2 separate regions of the Homo sapiens genome follow, and region 2 is linked to region 1. Evidence: chromatin loops called from intact Hi-C (ENCODE). Cell type or tissue: endothelial cell of umbilical vein. All regions are shown on one strand. Region 1 overlaps GBE1 (1,4-alpha-glucan branching enzyme 1). Region 2 has its middle 340 kb from the start of GBE1.

Evidence for each region. Peaks named below come from ENCODE experiments on the same cell type or tissue, not always from the same donor. Only the 100,000 strongest peaks of a DNase experiment are listed, where the experiment ranks them.
Region 2: it touches region 1 in a loop (2.6-fold over the local background); 1 of 110 quality-filtered maps calls a loop at or near these places.

The regions. Positions count from the first base shown.
Region 1 is chr3:81,722,852-81,730,851 of GRCh38, reverse strand. The region is part of intron 1 of GBE1 (1,4-alpha-glucan branching enzyme 1); the gene reads left to right. Among named protein-coding and RNA genes, the nearest start is that of GBE1, 35 kb to the left of the region's middle. In endothelial cell of umbilical vein, no CTCF peak of the experiment used is centred here; DNase peaks (open chromatin) are centred at 1,841, 3,851, 4,531 and 6,891; H3K4me3 peaks cover 268 bases; H3K27ac peaks cover 6,299 bases.
Region 2 is chr3:81,415,730-81,423,729 of GRCh38, reverse strand. No RefSeq gene overlaps it. Among named protein-coding and RNA genes, the nearest start is that of GBE1, 340 kb to the left of the region's middle. In endothelial cell of umbilical vein, a CTCF peak has its summit at 4,342 (motif pointing left); no DNase peak of the experiment used is centred here.

The DNA.
Region 1 (8,000 bases):
TGCTACAGACTCCATGTCTGTAGATGGTCACAAGGCTCAGTTTGTAATCACAGCTGCCTCCGTATTGGCTACACGGGGTTCTTTATGAAGTTAACCTTTAAGAGTTTCATTCCTACAGGATCTCAGTCTTCGGCTGTGTTTTTATTAGGTTGCTGCAGTTTTCCTTTACTGAAACTAGAAGGCTTTCTGGTATATTTTCTGATTCTCAGCAGTCCTCCTGGCTTCTGTTGTGAAACTGCCACCCAATTTGCTTTTTTTCTTTCCACGCTTCAGTGACATGAAGAACACAAAATGGCCACACAGTAGTGTTAGCTTTCAATTAACTGAAAATATGATCATGTTCCTTGGTGGAAGAATTCCCCACTTTGAACATGAGGACTTCCAAACTCACCAAGCCTAAAATTGGGGAGTGAAGCAAAATTCTTCCAGTAGCTTATCAATTATTACAGTGAAAAGGGCTAGTCCCACCTCTTTTGTTTCATTCCTGGACCCACATTCTGCCTATGGGGAGATAACACTATATATTTGCTGCTAGTTTGAAGCATATACTGTATCTTACTGGTCAGAACCTCAACCCGTCAAGCTGTTTCCTACCCAATATCATTATAATTGAGACTTCAGCAGACTCTTCTACCATTTTATAAAGCCATCTGTTTCTGGGTGATGGAGCACATAGTAATACCAGTGAATTACTTGAGTGTAAGCTCATCATCTATATAGTATGCCCTCTGGTCACAGGCCCTGTTGTGTCATGTAACACAGCAATTGACAAAGGATAAGTTAAGTCTGTTGATGGCATTGGAAACACTGTAGGCAACAAAGACAAATCTACACCCAGAATAAGTATTTCTTCTTGGGAGGACACAAATATTCCCCTTCCTTCATGTGGGGTATCCAGTGGTATCAGCCTGCTCCCACACAGTTGGTTGATCAGTCCATAGAATGGTAACATTCTGAGGTTTATGGGGGCATCCTGCTCTTTGTTGGCTGCATGCTTAGCATATATGGTAGTCAGATATGGTGAGGGGAAGAACATGGTGAGGGAAAGACCATGAACCCATGGATAGCATCCATTCTTGCAACCCTAGCAGCTTTGTACATAAGCAAAGCATGTATTGGCTGGGGAAACTGGCTGACTGACATCCACTGAATTGACCATCAGTGTTCATCTGATGTCTAAGAGGCCACTCCTGCCTGTGTGTTCTATGATGGGTATTTATATGGGCATGAATATCATCCTACTCTGTACTTCTTCCTAGAGGTCAATACCTGTCACTGATTTCTAAGTTACTTTCTTCCCAAGATTATGCCCTGTTTGCCAGAACTTGCACTTACTAGCTCATAAGTCAATGTAGAACTGTACTTCTAGTTACTTTTTATTCCAAAGTGGAAAACCACATGTACAACCTAGTTCTGCTCATTGGAGAGGCTGTCACTGAGTGGGCTTACAATTCACTCCTAGCTTATGCAGGCATACTGTGCAGATGGAGCTGTTCTACAGGCTCATGCATTTTCCTTCTTAACTTCCTGGCCACTGGGACCTGCCCATGACACCAAACCTGTGGGTTTAAGGGAGAGGCGGAAACAGTAGGAACAAGTGACTTTGGAGTTCAAGTCACTTGTTTGGGTAGTTTAGTTTACTTGTGCCTTCTAAACATGCTTTGGTCTGGTCTTGTATATACTATTTCCATTTTATAGTGGAATTCCATTTTGCAAGTTCATTTTGAGGGTTTGTTTGATAGAACAGATAATAATCAGTTCCAAACAGGCAGTTTAAATAGTCACTTAATATTTAATGGGCAGGCTGTTAATCTCTGCTAGCACCTAGTAAGCTAAAAACTGCTTTTCAGAGAGAGTAGCTGTCTACAGAGAAAAGCATGGATACTCTAATGCAGTCCCCACATACCAGCTTCTTGAGTCAGAGAGTGGTGTGCAAAAAAAAAAGGGGGGGTGAATTTGGAGGGGCAGATGGACGATACTTGATAGACTTTGAACACTGAAGAATTTTAATGAGAAACATTTAATTAGCTTTTCTGTTATACATCTTTGTGTATAAGAAGGCAGCAGTAGTGATTTGATTTGGGATTAGAATTTGATTTAATTTCATTGTATTGATCTTTCACATTGTACTTTTCTTTTGTCAGGGATTTTTCTTTCTTTTTCCTTTTCTTCTTGTCCTTTTTTCACTCTCTCTTCTCCCCTCTCTCCTCCTCCTCTCTTTCCAGTAGTAATTAGAATATATTTTTGTTGTATAATCCATTGCAATATATGGCTAAACTAAAGGTCTCAGCTCTAGACTAGACTGGTTATCCACTGCTAGCCACATTTACTGTGTCCAGTTTCTTTTCTGTTATTACCTGCCTCTCTTGGCTCTTAGAGGAAAAGTTGGATGATGTGATTTTGCATTATTTTTGTTATCTATCTCTGTTAGGATAGATCTGTGGTCAGAGTAACTAGAAAGTATATAACTATAATTTGATTATATCATTTTTTGCATTATTATAGTTCCTCCTTATGCCTTTCTATAGGAGTCCTACTTCAGAAATTACTAAGTTTTTGTATTTCCTTTTACAGAGTTTAAATTACTTTCAATACATTTACTTATCTTTAGGATGACAGACGTTTTTGATTCTATGATATGTATATGAGGCAGATTCTTGCTCAAGGAGACATTTTAAATTCAGGAAGTTTGACATCGTTTTTTTTACCCTCAGTATTATTATATCTTTTGGTTCATTTGTCATGTTTTATAATGTTAATGATTGAACAGCTAATCTGTATACAAATAAAATAGGTACTGCCAGGCAACCAATTTTTATTGCTGACTTTTTGGTAATTGGGAGGGTTAATTGATAATTCTATATAATTATATAATTTGATTCTAAATAATATTATAGGAGCAGCTTTAAAAATAATCTTTTGCCTTGGCAATTCTGGCTAGGTGTCAGTTTTAGAGAAAGAAGGCTACATTTAAGAATCTGTTACTTTGGAGGCCATCAGGACAGGCTGGAATTATGAGAAACCAAATGTCACTTCAATTTATTCAGCATGAATTTATTTTCCAAAAGAAGCTTAAAAATATACTGCCTACTTTTTCCCTATTTTTACTTGGAGTCTCATTTTATATTGACATTCATATTCTCTTTTGTACTTTAGCTTGAAATTTGTTAAAGTTTCTCATAATTTGAAGAATTGCACTGGAGACATTTGGCTTTACATTATGCAATGAATGCTAATTGACAGCTGATTCATAATTAGTTAATTGTAAACACTTAACTACAGAAATTTGTTCAGTGCACTAAAAGCCCAGACATCACCACTGTGCAATGTATGCATGTAAGAATCTGCACTTGTGCCTCCAAAATCTATAACAATTCAAATTAAAAAGTATAGAAATTTAACAAGTCTGGATTGATAACCCTTCTTAAAAAGTAGCTGTTCTAGGAATGCCTTGGTCAAATTCTCATCTGTAGGATTAGAGATCTTCTGATGCCATATGATTAATGATTTTTTCCCCTTTCTCATGGTAGATTAGTAATTTGTGACTCTTTTGTTTATTCTTCAATAGTGATAAGATCCGTGGATCCCTTTTAGGAAGTTTTACAAATATTGCACCAAGGGAAGAAAATGTGTAACATTTGCAGGATTAAAGGAATTATGAAGAGAATTTTGCCCAGGAATTAAGCATGTTTGCATTTTCATATTTTTATGAAGGAATATCAAGTATCCTGGACATTGAACTGTCTCAGTGTGGAAATTAGGTTGACTGGATGTTACTATGGGTATCATTTCTGCCTTAGGGAAGAGAACAAAAGGAAACAGGACCCCATACCCTCCTCCACCCATCATTACTAACTTTGAATAAGTCACCATGACGTAGACCCATAATCAAAATGTCAGCCCCACCCCAGAAACTGACACATATCCTTGGTATTAAATGAAAGTAATTTTTAAAAAGAAGTCTGCAATATCAGCCGGGCACGGTGGCTCACGCCTATAATCCTAGCATTTTGGGAGGCTGAGGAGGGCAGATCACGAGGTCAGGAGTCCGAGACCAGCCTGGCCAGTATGGTGGAATCTTGTCTCTACTAAAAATACAAAAATTAGCCAGGCATGGTGGCGCATGCCTGTAGTCCCAGCCACTTGGGAGGCTGAGGCAGGAGAATAGCTTGAACCTGGGAGGCAGAGGTTGCTAGGAGCTGAGATTGTGCCACTGCATTCTAGCCTGAAGACAGACAGAGACTCCATCTCAAAAAAAAAAAAAAAGTCTGCAATATCAAAGATGCCATATTTAAATAAAAACTACCAAATAAAGTACAATAAGATACACCATTTAATTTTTTCACCTTAAATTTTTTTCTTAAAAAAAATAAAAACAGTGAAATACATCTTAAATTACTTCACTGCCTGTTACACTGAGAGTCCCAGTGATAGATCTGTTTTATTACTGTTTGTTTCAATAACCATTTCCTGTCTCCCTCTTACTTCCAGCAACATTCTCAAAACCACGCTCACAAACAATAAATACTAAAAGCAGTGGCACTGAAGCATGACGTACTCATCTTCATTCTCCTCTAAGCCTGGTTACCACCAAAGCACAAAAGCCCAGCTCCCACACCCTCAAGAGCAACATCCTGAAGGGGGATTGAAGGGGGATGTATTGTTAGAGATTCTAATCCTGAAAGGAGAAATATGATCTTATGAAAAATACATATAATTGAATTTTATCAAACTTGGGACACCATGTAAAACTGAGTTATTAATGTGGTTCATATTCCTCTAAAAAGCTAAAAAAAAAAAGGCCTATTGATTATCAGTTTAAGTAACCTTTATTAAGAAGAAATATGTTGAGCATTTTTGGGCATCACTTTGTTGGGTGCCCAAAGCCAAGAGAGCATCATCAACTCTGGGGAATGACTGCTTGGAACATTTGGAAGAATCCCTCTGTTGGTACAAGCTTGAAACACAGCTCATGTCATGCCCCAGTGTTGCTTAGAATCTTCTATATGCAGTTATAACCACTGAAGATTTGTTAGTCAATGATGGACCACATCTTCAGTGGTGGTTCCATAAGATTATAATGAAGCTGAAAAAATGTTTATCACATAGTGACATCACCAATAATGCCATAGTGCAATGCACTAATGTGTTTCTAGAGATGCTGATGAAAACAAACCTGCTGTGCTCCCAGTCATATAAAAGTAGAGCATATACAATTATATACAGTATATACTGCTTAATAATGATAATACATGTTACCAGTTATGTATTTATTATACTATACTTTAAATTGTTATTTTACAGTGTACTACTACTATGTATATTAAAAAATTAATTAACTATAAAGCATCCTCAGGCAGGCTCTTCAGGAGGGATTCCAGAAGAAGGCATTGTTATCATAGGAGATGACAGTTCCATGTGTGTTACTGCTCCTGAAGACCTTCCAGTGGGACAAGATATGGAGGTGGAAGACAGTGATATTGATAATCCTGACCCGGGGTAGGCCAAAAGATATAAGGAAAGAAAATAAAAATTTAAAGAAAGAAAATATATTTGTACAGCTTTACAACTTGCTTGTGTTGTAAGCTACATATTATTACAAAAGAGTCCAAAAGTTAAGAAAAAATTAAAAAGTTTATAAAATAGAAAAGTTACTGTAAGCTAAGGTTAATTTATTATTGAAGAATAAAAAATGTTTAAATATAAATTTAGCGTAGCCTGTGACAGTGTGTATAAAGCCTTTAGTAGAGTACAGAAGCAACACGTCTACCAGCAGACATTTAAAAGAGTTTAGTGTACATACTAATTATATGAAAAGGTTTTTTGTTTATATGTCTATTTGTAGGCCTTGTGTCCAAAAATTGAGTCCAGTAACAGGCATTTTGGCAAGCATCTCAGAAATCTTGATTTCGACAAATAGCTCAGTTGAGTGAGATGCAGATGGACAACACAGAAACACACGTTTTGAGAGTAATATGTAAGTTTAAATGCAGTTGTTGGCTTTATAGACTTTATGTGATTAGCATTTTATTTTAGAGGGCTTAGATATGAAGACATTTTTTATTTTTTTCAAATTTTAGATTTGCATTTTTTTATTTTTAGTAAAACTAATTTTTGCTTTTGGTGAATGAAATTTCTTTTCTTTCAATGAAAGACATCACATTTTCATGTATAAGGATGAAATCATTAAATCACTGTTTGTTAAGCTAAGATGTTGTGACTATTAAAGGGGTTTGGAATGATGTAAAGGAGCTGTGGAAACGGGAAATAGAAATTTTGGAATACTTTGTAGTGAGTTAGAGCTTTTATTTATTTATTTTTCTTCAGAAAAGGTTTTTCCTTCCTGAAAAATCTGTGATTCTTTTTATTGACTAGAAAGATTTGGAGCAGGGGTGAATTTGATTAGAGATCATAATTTTAATACACATGTTGGTACTATAGAACTGTGGGAAATAATTAGTGAACAGTATCTTAATGCACTTATTATCATATTGGGAAGCATTTCCATCTTTTAAATTTAGAATGTTAATAAGAAAATGCTTGTAAATACGACCTTTAATGTGAATTTGGAGACAAACCTAGTTCCACTTAAAGTGAGTTATATAAAATATTTTAAAGATAAACATATATATTTCCTGTGGAATGAATCTTTTGTTGCATTTGGGCTTTTCTCAATTATAGCCATGTTCACTGAACCAGTACAGGAACTGAGAATGGAGTCTTGTGGAGAAAAATGTCAAATATACTTTTCTCAGCAGTTGTTGAGCTGCCCAGTTCTTGATGGGGTACAATTATTGTTTAGGTGTTGATTCTAGTAGCAAGTTAAAGGGAGGGAATTTGAAACCTTGTGTTTTCCAAGGATTAGAAATAAAAACAAAGAAAGCAAAACAAGCAAACACAGGACCAAAGCTCAAGCTTTGATTTTGAAGTTGATTTTTGAGGCCGCATGACTAATGCTTTTCATAGTACTGCATACTGGCCGTGAGCAGGAAGCAAAGCAGATAGAGTGGCTGCAGATACATAATTACATGGCTGCCTCTGTCTTCTCTGGGAGTTTTTAAATGGAAATAATGTTGTTCTTGAGGGTGCAGAGCTGGACTTTTGTGCGTTGGTGGTAACCAGTCTTAGCAGAGAATGAGTACGTCATGCTTCAGTGCCACTACTTTTAGTATTTATTGTTTGTGAGCGTGGTTGTGAGAATGTTGCTGGAAGTAAGAAGAAAGAAGGAAAATAGGTATTGAAGCAAACAATAATAAAATAGATCGATCACTGGGATTCTCTGTGCAACAGGCAGTGAAGTAATTTAAGATGTATTTCACTATTTCTTTTTAAGAAAAAAATCTAAGGTGAAAAAATTAAATGGTTTATCTTACTGTCCTTTCTGTGGTAGTTTTTATTTAAATATGGCATCTTTGATATTGCAGACTTCTTTTTAAAAATTACTTTTATTTGGCTGGGCGCAGTGGCTCACACCTGTAATCCCAGCACTTTGGGAGGCTGAGGCGGGCGGATCACGAGGTCAGGAGATCAAGACCATCCTGGCTAACATGGTGAAACCCCCTCTCTACTAAAAATACAAAAAAAAAAAAACAAAACAACTTTTATTTAATACCAAGGATATATGTCAGTTTCTGGTATAGGGTGGGGTTGACATTTGGAAAATGAATAAGGAAGTATCAGAAAGCTTTAGATATGTTATATCCTTGAGGATATGACACTATGAGCAAATAACACTAGAGAAGCCTTACCAACCTGTAATTTCTTGAAGACAGGTACCACGTTTTTTTCATTTTTATTTTGTTCCAGTGATATTTTATTCAGGAGTGCCTACTATTGTTAGATATCTGATTAGGTATTAGAGATTTGAATAGATTATATGTATGCAAGTATGAGATTATATATGTGTATATAAGTACATATATATTTACTTGTGTGTATATATATATATATATATACACACACACACACACACGTGTGTGTGCCCATGCACATACCCTAGA
Region 2 (8,000 bases), 310 kb after region 1:
AGAAACTATATATGTATATTAGATAAATAAATTTAGAGTAAATTAAAATGTATGTAATATGTATGTATGTGCATCTATCAATAATGTATGCTGTGTGCACTTCTATATTAAAACAAAGGTGATATAGAACTTGAAAAGGTGGCTTTTTGTCTAAAGAAAAATAAAGCTGAAGAAATATTTTTGTAAATTAGAAGGAATTCAGCCTTTGGAACGAATCATGGAGACCTAGTGCCATACAATCTTAAAATTGAACACTAAAAAACTAGAAAACTCCAGTTTTTAAAACTTCCTTTCTTACACAGAGCTTAAATCCTCTTTCCTTTAAATTTCACCAAACCATTTTCCCTGATGTTGCCATTTGAAACTGCTAATAATAAGAAATACTTTTTTTTTAATGTGACAGTCCCTCCAACATTTGGAGTTAGTTAGAGATAATAACCACAGTAACACTGTCTTATATTTGGGTAGTATTTTACAGTTTTTAAAGTCTTGTTACATTCATATTTTATTTCTAAAAAAAACTTATGTGAAATTCGATAATCTGATTAGGAATTTTCTTGGTAGAACGTGATAGATACCAACTTATAAGATGAAGGAAAGGAAGAGTGCTGCCTAGGAAAGGTTGGAAAACCAAGTAACAGGTATTGCAGATGGGCTCACAAAGACTTGAATATCAGAACATGACTCACTATTTCTTAACTGTATCTCTCTATCAGCATCTTTCTTATTGCGGGTGTCCTTTCTTTGTTTGGTAATAACTATCATCAAGAGCAGCTTCTTAGATGTCATCTTCCAGCTTTGACTATTGAAGACCCTCTGCCCTCTCTGGTTCACGAATTTCAGTGAAGGGCCTGATATACGAATCAGGATCATGTTTCTTTACCCGCAACAACCAAGTGTAGTTGGAGTGTTGCAGATCTTATATGGTTGGTGGATAGTTTCTAGGAAAGTCTGCCGGGGAGACAGCACACAATTATCTATTATATCAATCCAATTTTAGGGATGAGGAAGCTGAGACTTAGAGATATGAGGCAATGTATCCAAGACAGTGTCTTGGAATTGATAGGTCAAGAAGTTTGGTTCAGGTCTCTGGCCCGTGTCTCCTTTTTACTTTTCCCAGAGGTATTTCTTTTTCTAGCCAGTTTTTACCTAAGTATGCTTAATATAATCTTTCAATTATACTTTTCTGCAAAGATTAAATTTATGAATATTTTGGTACCTGGAGTTTAGCACATTACAGAGCAAGGAAACCGAGGAAAAAAAGTCAAAATGTTATTAATGTATACTTCACTTAAGTCACATTAATTATTCTGAACATCTCTGCTGTAATCTAAAACTTCTCTGTATTTTTCACTTGAAGAGCTGTTAGGTGGGACTCTAATCTTATGTTGCAAAAGATAAATCTCTTTGATATTTTATGTTTTAAGTTTTAATCTACTTTTTCTTTAAGTTTATCAAGATGTCCAAAAACTTTATTCTGTCAATCACTGTATGCCCATAACATTTTGAACACAATCATCTCTGTATGTGATCTGTGGAAATGTGTGCTGCTTCTATGTATGTGATTCCATCCAGACATCAATATATTAAGGTTTCCTCTACACATCTATTGATATGGTTTGGCTCTGTCCCCACTCAAATCTCATCTTGAATTGTAGTTCCCATAATCCCCAGGTGTTGAGGGAGGGACCAGGTGGAGACAATTGAATCATATGGGTGGTTAACCCCATGGTGATGTTCTTGTGATAGTGAGTTCTCATGAGATCTGATGGTTTTATACAGGGCTTCTCCCCTTTTGCTCAGCACTTCTTCTCGCCATCATGTGAAGAGGGACATATTTTCTTCCTCTTCCATGATTTTAAGTTTCCTGAGGCTTCCCAGCCATGTGGAACTGTGAGTCAATTAAACCTCTTTCCTTTATAAATTACCCAGTCTCAGGCAGTTCTTTATAGCAGTGTGAGAGTGGACTAATACATCTATATTAATTGTTTAAAGACAATTCGTTTTTTTCTTTTCTTCTATTTGTGAATTCTGCCCTTTGCAACCATGAAGAATGAGATTTCATTGAAAAGCATGAGTCAGATAGTAGGGTTTGATTCTGTATTTGTCAAGCCTACTTTGGTTCCTAATAAAATCATATACAAGCTAGTTTTGGGGAAATAGAAAATTATTAGCTCACGTAAACGTAAAGACAAAATGCAGGACTGGCTTCAGGCATGAGTGGATCCATGCGCTCAAGTGATATCCTCATGACACTGCCTCTCTCTTCACCTGTTTCACGTCTCGTGAATTGACTTTGTTCTCAGGCAGGTTTTCTCTATGTTGCAGGGCTTAAGGAACTCCTAGTAAAAACCATCGGCAGTTGTTACCATCCAAAATTAAAAGAAATTTTGTGAGCATCTAAGAAGCATTTGCAAAGTAACACTCAAGGTTTTGCATTGAAAAAGAGGAAGTCTAATGTCTGAAAAGAATGTGACTCTGAGTTATAAGGAGTTTTGAAAGAGCATCCAGCTTATGAATTAGAAAGCCGAACTCAAGCCACTTTCCTTTTATATTTCATTGTAGTTTAACCTGCACTATTTGATCAATCTTTGTATATTTCTTAGATGAAAAATGCACATATTTTCCAAAAGAACTGATTTATATTTATAATTGTAAATTAAAGAAAATCTCATCTCTCTTTATTTGGGTTCTCCTTACATTTCTATGGCACAACGTTGTTGTTTTTGCATGGAAGTCTCTTAAGTTAAAGGTGCTATTTTATTTATTGCCCATTAATAATTAAAGTGCTTGGATTTTATAAGAAGGTATATATCTCACATCTGTCATATTTTTAAAAGATGTGTTCACTGTCAGTATTTGTATAACTAAGAATTAGAAACCTAGCAACTTAATTTAGCTCTAAAATGATTTTCCTTCAAAACACAACTAAAAAAGAACAAAGAGCATTAGTTAAGATTCTATTGGTTTTAAGTGTTCAAAATAGAACTTGTCCAAGCTTAAGTAAATTGGTAACTTAATAAGTGGCTGCTAGGCTCTCTCACAGTTGGGAAGGTAAGAAGGCTCAGCCTCAGAAATAACTGAAATCAGGAGCCAAATTCCCAAGAAACTCCATCCACCTGCTTTAATATTTCTCTTTGTCTTTCATTCACTTTCCTCAACTTCTCCAACCCCCACAGGAGGAAAATATGGTTGCCACTAACTCATAAAATGTATATATATTACAGCTTCAGTCGCTGGAGAGAGGCCTCAGCCACTGGAGACATACTTGTTCTCCTTTTTCACAGTTTTATAAATCTTTAGAAAAGACTCTTATTGGTCCATATTGGGTCAGCGACCCAGCCTGGTCACAAAGGCTGGAATTTGAAAAGAACATTGTCCAGCTTTTGTCAAATGCTTATGCCAATTGGGTCAGATACCCAGTTGTAGTCCGTAGCCAGTATTATATCACGATAAAATATTGTCCCCATAGTTATCATGTATATGGGGGAGGAATCATCTTTCAGAATAGAGGGTTCTGCAATATTAGGTATGCTAGGAGTTTCTCACAGCAGTGTTAACTTTAGGAGATCGTTCAAGTCCTCATTACAACTTTAACATATGTACCCAGCTATGACTGGATTTTATTCTTCAACATCATTGCTAATAATGTTACACACAAAGTGAGCTTGTCCATTTTGATGCCACTTGCACTTATTTTAATTATCATCTCCTACTAATTTTATTTCAGTTCATCCATGATAACCCTTGAATATAATTAGCATTGAAAATAAATATAACTAACTTTGATTAAAGGAATAGCAGTGATTATAGAATTAAACAGATATGTGTGATGTATTATAAAAACATGTATTCTTTGGAAATTGGCCATGTAAGATATTTGTTTTGTAAAGGACATGTTTGAGGTGGAGAAGATTCTAATGACAGACTCACGCACCTATCTTCTACTTTATATTTCTCAAAGGACTCTTATTATTATCCTTCGAGATCTGCAAAATTCCTATAACAAAAGCTGTAACTAATCTTTATCATTATAAAGGAATAGTTCGTTTTAGAAGCTAGCTGAAATCATTAATTAGGCAAAACTTTTCCAGAACATCCAGCATACCAAAGAGACACTGCTAGAAGTCACTGGAACACCATCTTTTTACAATTAGGTAATCACAAAGAAAAAGATTAAATTTTAGAAAAAAATGTAATTCACTTTTTAATGCTTTGTTCCTTAAAAGCACATATATATCTGAGTAGCTTATTAAACTGAAAATCATTTCAATAGGTGGATTACACAGAATTGCTAAGAAACTGAATTTAGGCCAGTCATAAAAATTTACTAAAGCTTGCCATCTAGAGGTCTATAGGGGTATACTTTGGAAAGTACTTTTAGAAACATTTTCTATAACCTAATGTCCTGATATGTATAAGTTTAATGTATTAAATGAAGATTAAGATAAAAAGAGAACATTTCACTTATTACTGAATCTACACTTGACATTGCAAATTTTGGACCTTTAATCTTAAAAGAACGCAAGGTTGCTTCTACTTTTTTCTTACATAATCATTCTGGTAGCTCTAAGAAATCTTTTAGGCAATCCAGTTTACATTTTTTTCTTACTATTTGAGAAAAAGAACAATACATTAGAAGTTGATAATGTGTATAGTGTGCATATGATGATAAATATTTTCTTCACTATCAAGACTGATTGTTTTAGGGTTCTTGGTGAGTATTGCTGTTTGATGGATGAAAAAATAAAGTTATTCATATTAAATAATTATAACAGTATGGAAGGAAAAATTCCCTGATAATAAAAGTGAAGGGCATCAATCTAAAGCTGAGATTTAAGGGCTTGTATTACATCCTTAGATAGATATGTAATATACATGCATGTGTATGTTTATGTAAACAATGTGATCTTGTGATGTTTTTGGTACTTTAAGAAGTAGTTGTAATGCGTAGATCATTGCTATAATAGATTACACAGTGGAAGCATTTATCAAGACTGCAATTGTGTTATTATGAATGTTTTACAGTTGTCAGCTCATCAAGGCTAAAATAGCCTTGTTTAATGTGCTTTAAAATGTAGGTTATGGGGCCACAATAGAATTTACTTCAAATGAAAACTTCCCAATCAACTGAGTTGAAGGTTTTGAACTTTTAATTCTCACTACATCACAGGGTGATTGTTTTGGCAGCAAGACAGACAAGATGTGCGGTTGCTGCCATTATTCATGCTTTGTCAAGAGGAGGTGGTGAGCATTCCATGTGATCTGGGCAAACATGTTATGTCTTAACAGGAGTGGAAAACACTGAAAAAGTGCTTTTTAATTTTTAAAAACTACATCTATGCCATACCAGTATTAGATTATTTCACTTCTTCCATTTTAAGAGACCCTCTTTTAAGATGTACCTTTGAATTAAAATCAATGTTTGGGGGAGGATATCACCTGATTAAATGTACACATTTACATGTGATTTCAGGATGTTAAGATGTGTTCTGGTGTCAGAATCCCTAAATGGGAGGAAAGAGTGTTTCTTACAAATGAGAAATTCCTATAAAATTATCTCATAGCGATAACATGTACCTTTGTCGTTAAGCATCTTATGTAATGGTATAATGTACTTGGTGTCCTTACACTGACCTCTAGGAAAAGAATGTCTAAATATTACAATATAATTTTAGCATTTGTTTTTGAAAATAGCGTAGTTCCTGGGAAATGCAGTGCACTGTGTTGATAAAATACCCAAGGCAATTTACTGACAAACGTTGTGCCAGCAGCAGTGAGGTTCCTCCTCTTCATTCCAGGGACCTCTTATATCTGGAATCGACTTAAAAACAGTAATAAGGTTGAGAAGATAGCTCAATCTCTGTGCTCATCAGTGTTTGGGGACTACGTGAACCATGGCTACCCGAGGCTGTGTGTTCATTATACACTATTCACAGCCGCTAATGATAGCAACCATTTTATATTAACAGTACCAAGATCTTATGATGAGGAGAGCTGGTTGTGAGCGTTGCCTGAAGAAAAGACACTTCTTGAACTTAAAGCAACTCCTCTACAGTCAAAACATGCAGTTTATCATAGGAAGAGTTTCTATTTACTGGTAGGTGTTGATAAGCATCATAACGCAGTGTGCGGTTTTTCTGACTACAGGCGTGCATCTTACCACTGTGATTGTAATTATCTGTGTGTTCTTTTGTACATGTATATGTGTGCATATATATGTGTGTTTGCTGGGTGGGATGCTCTGCTGCTTTGTCTTCAAAGGTAGCATTTTATATATTTCAACAGTCTTGTAAGTTCAAATTGTTGCCTCTGCAAGCGAAGGGAATTTGTTGTCTTTTGAAAATGGAATCCACAAATTTAATATGTTTAGCTGCTCATAAGTCTCATACATTTAGGTGCTTAAAAAATGTTCTTAGCCTAGCATAGCGGTTAATTGCATGGCTTTGGAGTTGGATCATTGAGGTTCACATTCCAGCTCCCCCACCCACCTAGCTCTATAACTTTCGGCAAGTTACTTTAAACCTTTCTGTGATGCGATGATCTGTGATGCAAATAGGGATAATAACTGTATATACCCTTCAGGATTATTGTGAGGAAAGGATGACTGAAACCTAGTAAGAGGCCAATAAGTGTTCACTGTTAGAATGATATTTATTCACCAGTCAATAGCCTTGAAACCTACCATTGTAGTTTATTTCCTCATGTCAACAAAAATCTCTATTACTCTCTCTGACAAGAGACTCTTAAGTAAAAATCAACCCCTGCATTTTACAAGATCTTGAGGCCTTTAAGTGTAAGAGGCAAGCAGAGTTTCAAATGACAGCATTCTACAGTAATTGTTGAAATGTGTTATTTTCTAAAGATCTAAATATACACTCGTAAGAAGGATAATATTGAAGAAGAATAAAAGCAAGGCGGTGTTAGAATAACCGTTGTTAGCATTGTACCAGAGTTAGGATTACAGGTCCATCTCTTGGTCACTATCTTTCAGTTTTATTCCTCATCTATAACTTACAATAGTATTATTGTCTTAATTAGGGTTGCTGTGAGGGTTAACTGAGATGAATAATTAAATCTTACAAATAAGAGCCAAAAAGTAATGTTTTTGTTTTTGTTTTAATAAGGAGAAGAAGCAACAGGGGAGGAGGTGGCTAGATGTGGGAATACTGCTCCTATATGCCCTTAACAATTCCAATTCGGTTTTTCTCCATCTATGTCTCTATAAACTGTTCCCTTTTGCTCTCTTTTACCTTTCTCGCTCACTAAATTCATCTTTTGCTCTATGTATATGTTTCCTCTTCCCGTTCCCATTTCTTCTGTTATGTTTCACTAAATCTGAAATATTAGCAGGTTTTAATGAATATATATATATATATATATATATATATATATTTTTTTTTTTTTTTTTGAGACGGAGTCTTGCTCTATCGCCCAGGCTGGAGTGCAGTGGTGCAATCTTGGCTCACTGCAAGTGAGCCTGCCTCCTGGGCTCAAGTGATTCTCCTGCGTTAGCCACCCACGTAGCTGGGATTTCAGGTGCCCGCCACCATGCCCGGCTAATTTTTGTATTTTTACTAGAGACGGCGTTTCACCATGTTGGCCAGGTTGATCTCGAACTCCCGACCTTAGGTGGTCTGCCCACCTTGGCCTCCCAAAGTGCAGGGATTACAGGCATGAGCCACCGCGCCCGGCCTGAAAATACTTTTCCTAATTTTGCTAAAAAGAGATTCATCTTTATAATAGCTCATTATAGTAGAATGTAACATGGCTGATATACATTACTAAATAAGGAAGAAAAAAGATATATGTGTGTATTTATATATAAAAATCAATCGATGGTGCATGATTTATATATATATTTGAATTTTAAATAATTTTTACACATCACAAAATATTATTCTTTTGACTTTTTTTTTCAGCCCATAAGGACATATAAAAACAAGTGATAGGCCAGATTTCGTCCACAGGCCATAGTTTCCAGATCCCTGCTTTAAGCT